Regions from separate parts of the Homo sapiens genome. Here region 2 is linked to region 1. Evidence: chromatin loops called from intact Hi-C (ENCODE). Cell type or tissue: A673. All regions are shown on one strand. Links, peaks and the distances in the headings refer to the core of each region. The heading gives the core; the rest is flanking DNA.

Region 1 (8,559 bases), core at 395-8,394:
GACTACATACTGATACTGTCTATATGAAACTCGTTTTAGACTTAAAGACACAGATATATGAAAAGTAAAAGGATAAAAAACGAAGTATCATGGTAACATTAATCTAAAAGAAAGCTAGACTGGCCAGATTAATATCAAACAGTAAATTTCAGAGCAAAATTAACAAGTCTCAGTAAGGTTTATTCTCATACAAAATCTAATTTACTTTTTTTCCTAAAAGAAAAATGAATATGGTAAATGACTTTCCAATCACATGACACACTTCATATTTTCCACCAACATTCACTAAACACTTGGATTCTGCAGGAAACATTCTGCACTGACTATGATTTCTATAATGATCAGATTTTTTTAATGTTCTTCTCTTTTGTATTTGTAGTGATAAAATTTTGCCTGACATTTTTCCTTGAAGAAAGTAAACATAGCCTGCCACAAAAACTGATATTGACAGAGCCTCAGTGGTTAAGCCTTTTTTTCTCATTAATTCTCCCGATATTTTAGCTCTAGTAATCTAGCCCTAGACAAAAACACTGGTAGCTCACACTCAGGAATGCATGATGTGATGTAGGATTAAAAAAAATAACAGTCTTACTACAAGGATACAAACATTTTTTAAAGTAAAGTCATACAGTATGTAGATAAATTATCTGTTTTTTTGAGACAGAGTCTCGCTCTGTCGCCCAGGCTGGAGTGCAGTGGCACAATCTTGGCTCACTGCAAGCTCCGCCTTTTGGGTTCACGCCATTCTCCTACCTCAGCCTCCTGAGTAGCTGGGACTACAGGCACCCGCCACCACGCCTGGCTAATTTTTTGTATTTTTTAGTAGAGGCGGGGTTTCACCGTGTTAGCCAGGATGGTCTCGATCTCCTGACCTCGTGATCTGCCCGCCTTGGCCTCCCAAAGTGCTGGGATTACAGGCGTGATTCACTGCGCCCAGCCTAAATTATCTGTATTAAACTCCTGCAGCACTGACAAGTAGAAATAACATTTTTGAAAGCTCAGAGAAGTATTTTCCAACATTTGCTTAAGCCTAGAAAAAAGTCTGGCAATCAATAAACATTTGATTAACTTAAATAATGTAACTTTCGGTAAGTTACTTATCATTTCGTGATCTGTAAAATAGAGAAAATAATGGTAATTTATTAACCACCTAAGGAAATCGTAATAATTTACTTTTAAAAAATGATATTGGTGGTCGGACATGGTGGCTCATGCCTGTAATCCCAGCACTTTGGGAGGCCGAGGCGGGTGGATCACCTGAGGTCAAGAGTTTGAAACCTGCCTGACCAACATGGTGAAATCCCATCTCTACTAAAAATACAAAAATTAGCTGGGCATGGTGGCGCATGCCTGTAATCCCAGCTACTTGGGAGGGTGAGACAGTAGAATGGCTTGAACCTGGGAGGTGGAGGTTGCAGTGAGCTGAGATCATGCCACAGTACTCCAGCCTGGGTGACAAAGCAAGACTCACTCCATCTTAAAAAAAAAATGATATTGGTAATTCTTTCTTTGAATAAAGAAGACTAAAAGTACTGTAACAAGGCTTCATGTAACTCTCAATGTAAGGGAGTAACCTCATTTTCTGGAAAACTGAATATTTTCTTTTTATGTACTAAGGCTTGTTTTTAGTCTTTTCTTTTTTAAACCAGCATGTATACAAATATTTCTAAAACGCACTTTAAGTCCCTTGTTTTGTTAAACAAAATATGTCAATATACTTCAACATTTTCTCAATGATCACAGTGGTGACCTAGAATACTAGTGTTTATAGTATTTTGGTTCACAGCATTGGGTTCATGAACTACATGGGGGTCTTCTTCCTAAACTAAGTGGCCATGAGAAATCTTTTGTAGTTGTTGTTTGAGATGGGGTCTCGCTGTGTCGCCCAGGCTGCAGTGCAGTGGTCTGATCTTGGCTCACTGCAGTCTCCACCTCCCGGGTTCCAGCGATTCTCCTGCCTCAGCTCCCCCCACCACCCCAGTAGCAGGGACTACAGGTGTGCACCACCACACGTGGCTAATTTTTGTATTTTTTTTAGTACAGTCAGGGTTTCACCAAGTCGGCCAGGCTGGTCTCGAACTCCTGACCTCAAGTGATCTGCCTGCCTTGGCCTCCCAAAGTGCTGGGATTACAGGCGTGAGCCACAGCACCCAGCCTAGCAATCTTGTTTCTGTACAATTATGGGGCCTGCTGAAGTTCAGTCCTGCTCTCACTGAGTCTACTGTTTTACCATCCTCCCATTTTCTGCTTCTGACATTTGACACCAGAAAGCCAGCAAACCAGGCTTGTTCCAGAACTTTGGGGTGTAGCCTTTTCTATGGTGTAGGGTACATGGACTTCATGATGCCTCTTGGGATTGCTAAGTGTCTAACAATGTTCAATTCTGTCTTCACCACAGCACTATGTTGCTTCGTATTTCTGCATTATAAAATCTGCCTGATAAATAATCCGCTTGTTCCTCTCATATGCTGACAGATTTCTGCATGGTCAATGGAGCTTAGAGTATATAAAATACAAGTCTGGGAGAGTTTCCTTATAGTTCAAATATATAAATTTAATGTTCAAAAGAATGTAATTGTTTCAAGCAACATACTAGTAGACAAGCTGGAACTCACTGATTTCATTTCATTAGTCTCAAATAACAAAGGGTACTTCATAGCATCAAAAGCCAGACCTCACAATAACTTATGTTTTAGTATCTTACAGTATCTCATTATATAAATAATAAAATGACTAGGGTTTTGGTGAGAAGGAAGAGAGAAGAGCCACATGGTATTCAAAGAATGCCAGGAAACCACAAATACTGCATTCTTTTGAACATTAAATATACTTGAACTATAATGGAAACTCTCCCAGACTTACATTTTATATAAATACACTAAGCTCCATTCACTGTGAAGAAAACTGTCGTCATACGGAAGAAAATAAGTTGATTATTTATCAGGCAAAATTTATAACACAAAGTGCTAAATCAGGCACATTGCATTAAACATTATACTGACTATAAACAAGGATAGAAATTACGGAAGTGCATAGCTTTGGAAATTGAGTGAAAATAACAGCATAATTCAACTTTAATTGGATGCCTATAGATGAAACAATAATTGACTCTTAACTGTAACTCCAAGATATTTTATGACTATAACATTTTCTAAGTAATCTACTTGAAAAATACCTCATTGACTCATCAAATCCTATCTTTAAAATGTTACCCTCGTTCCAAGAAAATCACATGCATACACTAGAATGAAATGACTTGTCAAATATAATTTGAATCCAGTAAAACAAAAAAAGCATTAATCTGTACTTTCTCATTAATAGCAAGATAATTTTCCAAGTGAAACACACACAATACAATACACATTTGTTGAGACTCCCCAATGGCTCCCACTTGTCTTTCCAACCTTCATATCCTTCCACAGGCCTTTGCAGAGGAATCCCTTCCGACTATCAGTCTCTGAAGAATTCTCACACTTCCTGACACCACACCTCTACTCAGGGTGCTCTGCCCTCCCTACTTGGGACTATTGTGTCTCCTCACCCAAGTCTTATTGGAACATCTTTCCAGGTCCTTCATAACTGCTCTATTTCCCAAGAAGCCTTCTTGGGGCAGAAATAATCCCTCCTTGCTCTCACCCCCATGGTACTCAGCACCTGGTACTCTCATGTGCGACTTCTATGCTCTGGGTTTTCTCACAGCACACATGGCTTACTAACTGCCTATCTCCCAACCACACACAGGAAGCTCTTAAGGCCAAGTAGCACCACTGTATGTCCACAGAAACTAGCACAAAGACTGTGCACATACAAATTAATTGCAAACCACATCGTGAAAATCCTAAGCATAAAGAAAGAAAAAGGTCATATTTTAATCACCATCTAATACAGAACAGTTTCTTAAGGCCTCTCTGTAATAATTTTAAAGTTAAGGGGAAAATGCTTGGCTCAGTCCACTCCGTATAAACTCCTTAAACATTAACTAGTAATTTTAAAAGCATGAAATGACTTTCTCCCCTGGGGCTTTATATAGAACCATAATAACCGCAACACGAGCTTCAGGACTCTGCAATTGCCTGATACTAAAGTCCCACTGTGAGATTCCACGTGGTGGCTTGTTATCAGCCTTACATAGAACAAATGTGGTCAGCCAAAAATTTACTGTGGGGCTCAAAAACATTTTAGGGGCTCATACAAGCTTAGGGCCTTGACATTTAAGTGATAACTGAGAGGCATGCACTGATAGAAAATCCTCAGAGACTCAGAAGAGTTTTAAACAATGCAGTTGTACATTTTTATAGGGCACATGTTCTGAAACCTCAAAAATAGATATGTAAATGTCATCTGAAGCTGTGTCATTTTTACTTAATTTTTGGCATAACCTGTCGCCTCAAAAAGTCTTTGTGGCTTGTGTATGGCAGGCAAACGGTGTCAGATGCACTTCCAAAGTGCCATGAGGCGTGGACTGGACGTCAGCTCTGCTTTGCACGTGCAATTCCTGCCTGCAGAACTGCAGCTAGCATCTGCTGCCTCTGGCATCTGCTGCCTCTGGATGAGCCTCTATTTGGAAAGTGGGAATTATTTTTTCTTCCACATCCAAGACCAGCAGAGTAGCTTTCAATCCCAGTCAACTGCTCTTTGCCGCAGAAATCAATATAAGCAACAGAGGAAAAAAACAATAAAGGGGCTAAGCCTCCAAAATCTTGCATTTTCCCTTGGCTCGGGCAAAGGTCCCCTCATTTCTTTCAAGAACACCAGAGGCAAGAGTTTGAGGTGGGGGCCGCAGGAGCACGTACCACAAGACCTTCTTACTGAGCCACAATCTGCAGCTAACTCTTGGTCAATCTGTGCAGTGGAGAAGCGGCACACAACATATCAAAATCTAGTTAAAAAATAAAACAAAACCCCTCATGGTCACATCTTTGTTCAAACTATCTTACTAGAGCTCGTGCTTCCAAAGAATCAGATAGACTCATTTGAGAGTCTACTCTAAATCTTGCCCTCCCCTGTAGCTGGAATGGTCCCTAAACAGCTCTGAGATGGCCAGAGAATACCAGTGGAAACAGCTAGTAACAGCCACTTCCTACCTCTGTAGGGTTCTACCAAATACTTGCACATACCTTGTCTTATTTGGTCATTTTCCACAGTGTGGGATACCATAGGTGTGACCATTTTCTCAGCTGAGAAAAGGGAGGCTCAGGGAGTGCACAGAGAAATATACAACGGAATAGGTCCAGGAAGTGCCAGATCTCGAGGTCAAACCATGATACTAATAATTACCCTCGACTGCCTCTGTTGTAAGCCACCATATTCAATCTTTTGATAGACAGAGAAATGGGAGACTCAAACAAGTGACAGAGACAGAACCGGGGGTTTCACACAAGGTCTCACAGAGCCTACAGCCTGAATTCCGTCTCAGCCTAGGAACCCTCTGCAAAATCCAGATGTTTTGCCTTCAGGCCCAGCTGGCCTTCGACCACAGAGCACTCACAAAGTGCAGCAGGGCCCCGCTGGGAGGCCCCACTCCACTCCGAGTGCTGCTTCTAACTGCAGCCCCCGCACGGCAGCCCGCCACCCAACTGACTGCTCTGGGCTATTTATGAGATGGTCCCTGCTCTCGGGAGACGTCCCTCTTTGGATTATTCATCCTCTCCTCACCCCCAAAGCAGCAAAACCAGCACACGCCGTCCCCCCAGCGTCAAGCCCCACTCCAGGGTTTGCAGGCAGCTGCCTCCCTCTCCGCCCCCTCTTTTAGAGACAGTCAGGGCTCCAGACTCTCCGCTGGGCTCTGTGCTGAATGTTACCCTTTGTCTCAGAACCCTGGGCTGGCTCTGACGGCTGGAAAGCCTGAACAACAATGATGAATCAGAGTATTTATTTTTGAGGTTTTCTCCAAGCTGCCTCTTCATCAGCTCTGAAATAGCAGCATTCAAGCTGCCACAGACACTTCCCGAAGTTTGCTGGCCTAGGGTTCCCAATGGGGAAAACATCACCTCCCTGGCAACAAACACAACAGCCTCCTAACACCCCTTCTGCAGGAGAGGCACCAACTGCATCTCTCCAAAAGACGGGTGGCCTACATGTTTAAATTGATTTTCGAAATTATTTTCAAATCCCTCGGGTTGCGTGAGCAAGGGTGGATTTCTATTTCTAAGTGTGGTGACCTTTTCTAAAACTGTTTTATGCTTTTCACTCTTCTGTGATTGGTGCCACCTAGGACTGCACACTGCATTCATTTGGTGTGTCTGAGTGAGCTGTTTAATCCAGAACAAGGAAACTCATCCCTTCAAATCTGAATTAAAGAAGCATCTCTCTGGGTACGATGAGGTTTTCTGATGTAAAACTCTCATCTAAAAGTTAGCCATTCTTATTAAGATTGAAACCTTAGGCCGGGCGCGGTGCTTACGCCTGTAATCCCAGAACTTTGGGAGGCCAAGGCGGGCAGATCACAAATCAGGTGATCGAGACTATCCTGGCTAACACAGTGAAACCCCATCTCTACTAAAAATAAAAAAAAATTAGCTGGATGTGGTGGCGGGCGCCTGTAGTCCCAGCTACTCAGGAGGCTGAGGCAGGAGAATGGCGTGAACCTGAGAGGCGGAGCTTGCAGTGAGCCGAGATCACGCCACTGCAATCCAGCCTGGAGGACAGAGCAAGACTCCATCTCAAAAAAAAAAAAAAGATTTCAAAGCTTAAATTAAATGAATTTAATGAAATAACTAGCCTTGCAAAAGGGAAACGTAAGAATAACTCACAAATTAGAAAAGTATTGTTTCTTGCTGTGCTGCTTGATGGCTTGTCACAGCAGAACAATATCCTCCACCCAAAGCGTTTATTTACACACATACACTCAGCCTGACGTTTAAGAGTGCAAAGGAGTTTTTAAAAAAGGCAGCTGGGGAAAAAACAAGAGTGAAAATCTGAGGACACCACACAGAAATACAATGATGTCTACACATGAAACTCAGTCTCCAATAAAAAATGTTTTAGTACATTTGCCTGTGAACAGATGAGCTTTGGTAAGTGTTGAGATCAGAAGGGAGTGGACTGTTCTTTTCATCACAGTTCCGAAGATAAAAGGAGAAGTACAGACTGCTGATAAAAGTCTGGCAGCATAACTGTTAATATGCCTATGCCTTCGATGAGGGCCTCAGATACCGGGGCTCAGGAGACAGCATGTGGTCAGCAGAAATGGCGATGCTGTTCTCCCTGGGATGGCCCTCCTGGGTCCTCTGGGCACATTACACTGTCAGGTAGTTTGCTAACTGGAATGCTTTCTGGCTAAGAGCAGAATTCTGTTTTGCTACGGTACTCATTCCAACCTATGAAGGTTATCCTCAAATCCCAAATGCCACTAATGCCCATCACTGGAACTGGACAGTACTGCCCACAAGGGATGAGAATAAAAACAGCTGCCATTTACTAACTGCTGGAGATCCCACCAGATGCTTCAGGTCTACTCATTACTTAATTCTCACACAGCCACCCCACTCAACCAAATAAGCTTGAGGTTTTCTCCAAGCTGCCTCTTTATCAACTCTTAAATAGCAGCATTCAAGCTGCCACAGACACTTCTCGAAGTTTGCTGGCCTAGGGTTCCCAATGGGGAAAACATCACCTCCCTGGTGACAAACGCAACAGCCTCCTAACACCCCTTCTGCAGGAGAGGCACCAAGTGCATCTCTCCAACGCAGATGAGTGAGGATGAATAAGCCAAAGAGGGATGTCTCCCGAGAGCAGAGACTGTCTCATAAATAGCCCAGAGCAGTCAGTTGGGTGGCAGGTTGCTAGTCTCCCATTTTGCAGAAGAGGAAACTAAGGTTCAGAGTGGTTAAGTAACTCTGAAAGAGGCACAGCTTTAAGTGACAGAGTTGGAGTTTCAAAGCCACATTCTTTACCCTGTGACACATCTCCAGAAGGGATCAGCTCTGGGCCCTCACTACTTCCAAAATAAAGTCTTCAGTAACATCAAGAAAAAGAAAAGGAGTCAGGCGTGGTGGTGGCTCACGCCTGTAATTCTAGCAGTTTGGGAGGCAGAGGCGGGCAGATTGCCTGAGCTCAGGAGACCAGCTTAGGCAACATGGTAAAACCCTGTCTCTACTAAAAATACAAAAAATTAGCTGGGCATGGTGGCGTGAACCTGTAATCCCAGCCACTCGGGAAGCTGAGGCACGAGAACCCCTTAAACCCAGGAGGTGGAGATTGCAGTGAGCCGAGATCATGCCAATGCACTCCAGCCTGGGTGACAGAGCAAGACTCCATCTCCCAAATAAACAAACCAGTAAAAGAAAAGGCACCATGCAAAGGCTCCTGGATACAAAGCAATCTCTTACTCAAAAGAAATATAAAACGTCTAGGAGCTTCAGAAATGGGGAAGTGGAAAATACTTCTATTTTGTTCAGGGAAACGTTGGTATTTTTCTACTGCAAAGATGAGATGGGAAGATGACAAGTCTTAAACATATGCTAAAGAAAGTTCCATCAGATTTGTGTCTCATGACTTTTCTTATGACATGCTCTGAAGACCACACGGCATTCGGATGACAGAGAAAGCTGTCTATAC
Region 2 (8,559 bases), core at 168-8,167, 61 kb after region 1:
TCTCCTCAATTTCAACAGTGAGAAAGTATGACATTACATTTCTCTAACTTAAAAAAAATTATACAAGTGAAATAACAGGATATCTGCAATTCCTTAATAAGACTCCAGCAAGAAAAATATGTGGAGAGAAGATGGATGAAACAAGATTGGTAATAGTTGACAATTATTAAAGTTGCAAGAAGAGTATATGGTTTTTATTATACTATTCTCTCTGCTTTTCCAGATATATGAAAATGTACATAATAAAAAGCTAAAACATAAATACATTAGTTAGATTGGATTTTACAAATGTGGTCAAACTCTTTTTCTCCATTAGCTGAAGAACATTGGGAAATTATTGAATCAGTATGGACAAAGAGCTGGTCAGAAAAAATAAGAAACCTGGGAAATAAGTTACTTTTATATGACATATGTCAAAAACAATCCCCCAAATTATTTCATATAATTTAGGATCTGACAACAATCACCTTTCTCAATAGTCTCTGATCATACACTCAATGCAATTTACTATTATTTCTACCCATCTCTCCTACACAGAATTGGCAAATAAAAATGTCATCTGATTATTTCAGGTATTAGCTACACTCTTAGGGGTTGAACTGTGATATGGTTTGGCTGTGTCTCCACCCAAATCTCATCTTGAATTGTAGCTCAAATAATTCCCACGTGTTGTGGGAGGGGCCCAGTGGGAGACAACTGAATCATGGGAGTGCTTTCCCCCATACTGTTCTCGTCGTAGTGAGTAAGTCTCACGAGATTCAACAGTTTTACAAGGGGTTTCCCCTTTCGCTTGGCTCTCCTTCTCTTTCTTGCCTGACACCATGTAAGGCGAGACTTTCACCTTCTGCCATGATTGTGAGGCCTCCCCAGCCATGCAGAACTAACTGTGAGCCCATTAAACTTTTTTTTTCTTAATAAATTACCTAGTCTCGGGTATCTCTTTATCAGCAGCATGAAAACGGACTAATACAAACTATCCCCATAAAATTCATGTTGATGTTCTAGCTTCTAGTACCTCAGAATGTGATCTGACTTGGAAAAAGGGCTGCTGCAGATATAATTAGAGAAGATGGGGTCACACTGGCATAAGGTAAGGCCTCTAATCCAATATGACTGGCATCCTTACAAAAAAGGGAAATTTGGGCTGGGTGCGGTGGCTCACTCCTGTAATCCCAGCACTTTGGAGGCCAAGGCGGGTGGATCACGAGGTCAGGAGATTGAGAACATCCTGGATAACACAGTGAAACCCTGTCTCTACTAAAAATACAAAAATTAGCTGGGAGAGGTGGTGAGCACCTGTAGTCCCAGCTATTTGGGAGGCTGAGGCAGGAGAATGGTGTTAACTGGGAGGTGGAGCTTGCAGGGAGCTGAGACTGCACCACCACACTCCACAGCCTGGGCGACAGAGACTCTGTCTCGAAAAAATAAAATAAAATAAAATAAAATAAAAATAAAGGCAAGGGGAAATTTGGACATAAACACACCCTGGGAGAACTCATGTGAAGATGGAGAAAGACTGGGGTGATGCTTCTGCTTCTGCAAGCCAAGGAATGCCAAAGATTGCCGGGAAACCACCAGAAGCCAGGGGGAGTCATGGAACAGATTCTCTCTTGCAGCTCTCTGAGGGAACCCACCCTGCCAGCATCCAGCCTTTGGAACTGAGGCAACACACTTTCGTTGTTTAAGCTGCCCGGTTTGTGGTAATTTGTTATGACAGCCCTAACAAACTAATACATGCAACAAGGTGGTTTTTGGAAAGCAAATGATTCAGTAAGTGAAAATTAAGTACTATGAACAAGAGCAAGTGGTTCGGGATTCAAGGCATTCTTCCCCGACAGCTCTACGGGACAGCACATCTGTGTCTGTTAAAAATACCGAGGGTACCTTTAAGTCCAAAGCAGTAAAGAGCTATTACCAAACTAATGAATTAGGGTCCTGTGAATACTTCCACGGGGAGAAATAAAGGCATACAAAGATTACAGGTGAGCATAAGTGAAAAAGTTATTTAAACCTAAATCACAATTAGGAAATAGAAGTTGCCAAATTCAAAAACATCTGAGGCATTAGTATAGACTCATTTGCTCATGATTATAAATGAGTTTAACACAGTCAGAACTCTTGAGGGGTTAAATATATTACTTTAATCCAAAGTCCAATTTAAAATCATTGCCTTTGTATGTGTGTGTTCTGCTTAATACACCTGCTGGTACCTGCCGTTGTAATCATACAATGACCACATACAAGTGATGCTTGCTGGCTGGTGAAAGTACTTTCTTGATCTTTAGTGGTGAGATAAGAATGTGGGTTCCCACACAAATAATATACAGCCACACAGAAAATGAACACTTGGAATCTTCACCTCGTACTCAGTGAAGTAACCTGTAGCATTCCTTTTTGTGAAGAACATTCCTAATTTAAAAGGTAGTAAAGATCACTGAGAGTCTGAGAATGAACTTCAGAAAGAATCCACTGGAAGGGTTTTGAAGCTATGATCCCTGAAGGACTCTAGGTGGGCACTGGAAGGGGTGAGCAGCGAGTGAGCTCATGATTCTTCCTTACCTCTGTTCTTCTCTTTGGGTCCTAAGCTACAGTTTTATTCTGAAGTCAATGATTGCATGCCCTAAGTTCCATGAGGAGCCATCATCCTTAGCACATATTTGTTTATTAAACAAGCCAGTTGATTGCAAACTCAAGGGCAAGGCCTTGCAAGACCCACATGTATCCTTCTAGTCTTTGCAATTTCATAATTCATACTCGATCCACTTTCTTTTTTTTCTTTTTTTCTTTTTTTTTTTTTTTTTTTGAGACAGTCTTGCTCTGTCGCCCAGGCTGGAGTACAATGGCGCGATTTTGGCTCACTGCAACCTCCGCCTCCCAGGTTCAAGTGATTCTCCTGCCTCAGCCTCCCACACAGCTGGGATTACAGGTGCCCACCACCGCACCCAGCTAATTTTTGTATTTTTAGTAGAGATGGGGTTTCACCATGTTGGCCAGGCTAGTCTTGAACTCCCGACCTTGTGATCCACCCACCTCTGCCTCCCAAAGTGCTGGGATTATAGGCATGAGCCACCACACCCAGCCCCAACCCACTTTCAAAATAGAGTTGTATGTTTGTCCATTGGTCACTCCTTCCACAGACACGCATGAAGCTCCTAGTTGAAGGCCAGAAAGTCTGGCAGGCCTGGGAGGACTACATGAAGCCCAGTCCCTTCAGGTATCTGCCTAGAAGAGATGCTGGAGACCTCGAATGCAATTTCAAAAAAGATGGTGTGGGGAGAACCAGAATTCCTTGCTCATAGTGCTGGAGGGGTGACAAGAGGAGTTGGCCAAACCTCAGAGACAGGCCTAGGAGAGAGGCGAGCAGAGAGCAGGAGCCCCGACATCCAACAGGGGGAAACGTTTCAGGAAGGAGGAAGTATTCAATCGTGTCACTCTTACATGAAATCAGGAAGGAGCTGACTGGGGCAAGTCTATTAGGCCTGGGACTGAAGAGTCGTTGTCATATATATACAGGGGTTGGCAGGAATGTAGACACACAGTGGATAGGGAGTACTCGGTTCACTTACCTTCTGGTCAACAAATATTTATCGAGCAATAGCTACATCCCAGATATGGTGCTGGGCCCTGGTGGTTGTAAAGATCAACTTCGCTCAGGGGCCCCCCTGGAGCTTTTAGTTTGGAAAAGAGTCACTAAGAGAACATTTCAGGATCATACAAGTGGAGGAAGGTCTTGCCAATGTAAGGTGTGAGTGCCTGGGGAATAGCCCTCAGCCCAGCCTTGAGTTCAGGGAAGACTTGTGGCAGAAATGACGCTAGTGCTGAGAATGAAAAAGGACAGCAGATCCAGGGACTTCTCCCCACCAAGACAGGCAGCCATCTGGCAGCGTTCTGCGGTAACACCTATGTAAAATTATGGAAAGAGGCTTGGGCCACCTCATGCAAACTATGGAGACGGAGTAGGTCAAAGGAAAATCAAGCACCGGGGGAAGGAACGCAATTCACATTGACCAAGAAAACGTTACCTTCAGCCATGGTTCACTGAAGGAAAGTAGGAAGCTGAAGCTGTTCCAAATATTTTACTAAACACTCTCATTTAAGAATTCAGTGCTTTTTTTTTTTTAAGCCATATAATTACAAAGCTCCTGTGGGTGAGGGAAAAAGCATTTCATATTTAATGTTCTGGTTTGGCTTTGGTTTCAATCAATGGTGGAATGGCCATAGAACAGTCTCAGAACAGAAAAGAGGGTATTCAAGTTTGGTTAGAAAGGCAGGGCACGGTACAAGTAAACACAGTACAATGTTTCTTCTGAAATCTGAGGCCACCATAATGCAGTGGCAATTTTTAATTCTTAGAGACAAATACATGCGGAAACTTTCCATAAATAAAATGCTTTCATTTTCTCATGATTACAGTGAGCTTTTGCGACAAAGCCTGGTCACATTATTATGTAAATTTTTACCCATGTAACATTTCCCTCTGCTTATCTTGGGGAACAATTCAAAAAGAAGCCATAATACACTAATTACCTCTCTTATATCAAGTATGTTGGGAACTAATAAAACATCAGGGACGTGGAACACCACATAATTACAAAGGAATGGGGCCAGGAGCCTCCAAAAAGGAAATCTGAAGGCGTCCAAGGGATTCTAATGCCCATGGGTAACAGTGGAGAGCAACTGGGGAAAAACACGAGACAAAGGAACTAGGAAAGTCTCCATACAAAGAAGGATATGAAGGCATAGAAGCACCCACAAATTTTAAAAACTAAAGAAAAATCTTACAAAACAAATATATTACCTTTCCAAACTGCATGCCAGAAAATATAAGACAAAATGAATTTAAAAATAAATATGATGAATTGTTATTCAGAATTCTAAAACCAAAATGTTTTTTTTTTTTTTTAAGTTCAGGGGTATCTATGCAGGTTATATGGGTAAACTTGTGTCATGGGGGTTTGCTGTACAGATTGTTTCAACACCCAGATATGAAGCCATGTACCCTTGAGTTATTTTTCCTGATCCTCTCCCTCTTCTCACCCTCCACCTTCTGACAGGCCTCACTGTGTGTTGTTCCCCTCTGTGTGTCCATGTGTTCTCATTGTTTAGCTGTCACTTATAAGTGAGAACGTGCAGTATTTGGTTTTCTGTTCCTGTGTTAGTTTGGTAAGGATAATTGCCTCCAGCTCCATCCATTTCCCTGCAAAGGACATGATCTCGTTCCTTTTTATGGCTGCATAGTATTCCATGGTGTATATGTACCACATTTTCTTTATCCAGTCTATCATTGATGGGAATTTAGGTTAATTCCATGTCTTTCCTATTGTGAATAGTGTTGCAATGAACATATGTGTGCATGTGTCTTTATAACAGAACAATTTATATTCCTTTGGGTATATACCTAGCCATGGGATTGCTGGGTCAAATGGCAGTTCTGCTTTTAGCTCTTTGAAGAATGGCCATACTGTCTTGCACAATGGTTGAACTAATTTACATTTCCACCATAAGTGTAAAAGTGTTCCTTTTTCTCCACAACCTCACCAGCATCTAATATTTTTTGACTTTTTAGTAATAGCTATTCTGACTGGTGTGAGATGGTATTTTGTTTGATTTGCATTTCTCTAATGATCAGTGATGTTGAGTGTTTTTTCATGATTGTTGGTTGTATGTATATCTTCTTTTGAAAAGTGTCTTTTCATGTCTTTGCCCACTTTTTTGGGGGGTTGTTTTTTTCTTGTAAATTTAAGTTCCTTATAGATGTTGGATATTAGATCTTTGCTGAATGCATAGCTTGCAAAAATTTTCTCCCATTCTGTAGGTTGTTTACTCGGTTGATAGTTTCTTTTGCTGTGAAGAAGCTGTTAAGTTTAATTAGATGCCATTTGTCAATTTTTGCTTTTGTCGCAATTGCTTTTGGCGTCTTCGTCATGAAATCTTTGCCCATGCCTATGTCCTCAATGGTGTTGCCTAGGTTGTCTTCCAGAGTTTTTACAGTAAACCAAAATGGTTTTTAATCTACACTTATACACAGTGCTTCAAAAAACTTATATTTAACAATAATCATGATGTGGGGCTATTTACTGTTTTAAAAATACTGTAAGTTGTTGCAAGAGAAAAAGTCTATAAGGACACAGACCAACGTGATACGGGGCTGTCTCTAGGGCAGTGTTTGGGAAAATTTAATTTTACTTTTATTTTTGTTCATCTATATTCTCTAATTTTTTCAACCATTAATGTATTACTTAAGAAACTAAAAATCTTAACTTTAGAGCAATGTTCATAACAATGCTATTGCAATGCAAGATCCTAAAGTGTTTTATGAATTATCATTTAAAAAATAAGTTGAATATGGGCTGGGCGCGGTGGTCCATGCCTGTAATCCCAACACTTCAGAAGGCCAAGGTGGGTGGATCACCTGAGGTCAGGAGTTCAAGACCAGCCTGACCAACATGGTGAAACCCCGTCTCTACTAAAAATACAAAATTAGCCAGGTGTGGTGGCACATGGCTGTAATCTCAGCAACTCGGGAGGCTGAGGCAGGAGAATCACTTGAACCCAGAAGGCGGAGATTGCGGTGAGCTGCGATTGTGCCACTGCACTCCAGTCTGGGCAACAAGAGTGAAACTCCATCTCAAAAAAATAAAATAAAATAAACAAACAAAAAAAGCAGATTCACGGAGCTAGAGGAATGCACAAGTGACTATTCCTCTACTCCCTCTCACATGTGAACAGCTGATGAAAAACTGAAAAGAATGCAACTCTCTGCCTCTTATCTACCAACACCTTTTACAATTTCTTCCTCCTTCCCCTTTAAACATTGAAGCACTCAAAATCATCTTTGGCGAAAAGCACAGACCTGTCTCCTGGGCGCACGTCCTTAACCTTGGCAAAATAAACTTCTAAATTGATTGAGACACGTTTCGGGTACTTTTTGGTTTAGAGAGGGAACAACTAAGTTGGTAAAGCTAGGTCAAACAAGAATTAGAGTCCACCAATAAATACATCCGAAAGAAGTCTGCCCAGTTAGAGAATGGGGAGTAACTGCTAACAGGTTTCTTTCTGGGGCAATGAGAATGTTCTAAAAAGGACTGTGCCGATGGTTACACAACTCTGAAATTACTAGAAACCCCTGAAGTGTACACTTTAAATGGGTGAATTGTACATTACGTGAATTATATTACAAAGCTGTGTTTGTTTTTTGTTTTGAGACGGAGTCTCACTCTGTTGCCCAGGCTGGAGTGCAGTGGTGCAATCTCAGCTCACCACAACCTCCGTCTCCCAGGTTCAAGCAATTCTCCTGCCTCAGCCTCCCAAGTAGCTAGGACTACAGGTGCCCGCCACCACGCTCGGCTAATTTTTGTATTTTTAGTAGAGACGGGGTTTCACCGTGTTGGCCAGGCTTGTCTCAAACTCCTGACTTCAGGTGGTCCGCCCGCCTCAGTCTCCCAAAGTGCTGGGATTACAGGTATGAGCCACCGCGCTCGGCCACAAAGTTGTTATTTTTTAAAAGTTAAAAACAAAGCCAGGTATGACACCCTAAACAAATAACCCTTGGGTAGGCTTGTTAAGCAACGCCCCTGGCTAACATTTGAAGAACTACATGCTGCTGTTACGTTTATGCCTTATTTCCAAATTTTAAATAATTTTTCTTAACATTAACATGATATTTTTATTCCTTTTGAAGTTTCTGTGGGTTTCGCTTTGTGCTAAATGTTCTGGTCTAAGCATGGATCTTTGAAATGGCTGTATCCGTGGGCATTTATGTTTCCCAAGTGGTTTCTAATGGGCCAGAGTTTAGCATGAAGCCCCTCGTCCTGGTAGGGTGGGTGGGACAGTGCCCTGTGTCCTCATCTGCACACCCCTATTCTCCAGCTGCATGACCTTGGGTATGTGAAGCTCTCATTCTCAACTGTTTCCGACTCTAAAATGGAAATTAGCATCACCAGCCTTGCAGGATTGTTAAGGACAGACAGGATGATGTACGTGAAGCTTCAGCCTAGCTCTGAGACACAGTACCCACTCTACAAGTAATTCCTCTTCTCTTTCTCCAGATTGAAGGGAAAGCAAATTTATAAAAAGTACAGGTCTTTTAACAGGACTCCAAAATTATTGGGAACTTGCAACAAGACTGAGGGAAAGGAAATGTGGCGTATTTTTAAATGAAGAAAAAGAGAATCCAACTAACAAGAAGGTCAATGATTAGAAGAACAGGCAAGCCTGAGCCTCAGGCAACTGTAGCCTACACAGGCCAGTGAGGGGAGAAGTTTCCTCTTTATTTACTATAAAGAGAAAACATACAAAGAAATCCAATGGCCACTTCTAGGCTGAGAGGTAATGGCAGAGAACCAGAGCTTGTGCCTCTCATAACCTTCTTCCCCGGCCCTCCCAGTTCCACCCAAAGGCCAGGCTCTGGCAGGATTAGACCAGACAGGGCCTTGGCTGGCATTCTCTCGGGGCTCCTCACGGCCTCCCTCTGAGCCCAAGCTCTTCCGTAAATCGGGAAACCCAGCTTGACCAGGACAGTGGCAGGAAGTGCTGTGCAGCAGGGAGGCAACATGCCCC

The links. A loop is a pair of places that touch in the nucleus more often than their neighbours do. Peaks named below come from ENCODE experiments on the same cell type or tissue, not always from the same donor. Only the 100,000 strongest peaks of a DNase experiment are listed, where the experiment ranks them.
Region 2: a loop joins it to region 1, with 2.0 times the contacts of the local background. A loop is called at or near these places in 3 of 110 quality-filtered maps.

What each region holds. Positions count from the first base shown.
Region 1 is chr17:66,537,527-66,546,085 of GRCh38, reverse strand. The region is part of intron 3 of PRKCA (protein kinase C alpha); the gene reads right to left. Among named protein-coding and RNA genes, the nearest start is that of PRKCA-AS1, 120 kb to the right of the region's middle. RefSeq lists a silencer at 3,606-3,655. In A673, for the core only: no CTCF peak of the experiment used is centred there; DNase peaks (open chromatin) are centred at 2,795, 3,735 and 4,025; H3K27ac peaks cover 2,111 bases.
Region 2 is chr17:66,476,343-66,484,901 of GRCh38, reverse strand. The region is part of intron 2 of PRKCA (protein kinase C alpha); the gene reads right to left. Among named protein-coding and RNA genes, the nearest start is that of PRKCA-AS1, 64 kb to the right of the region's middle. RefSeq lists an enhancer at 590-659. In A673, for the core only: no CTCF peak of the experiment used is centred there; a DNase peak (open chromatin) is centred at 4,521; H3K4me3 peaks cover 856 bases; H3K27ac peaks cover 1,089 bases.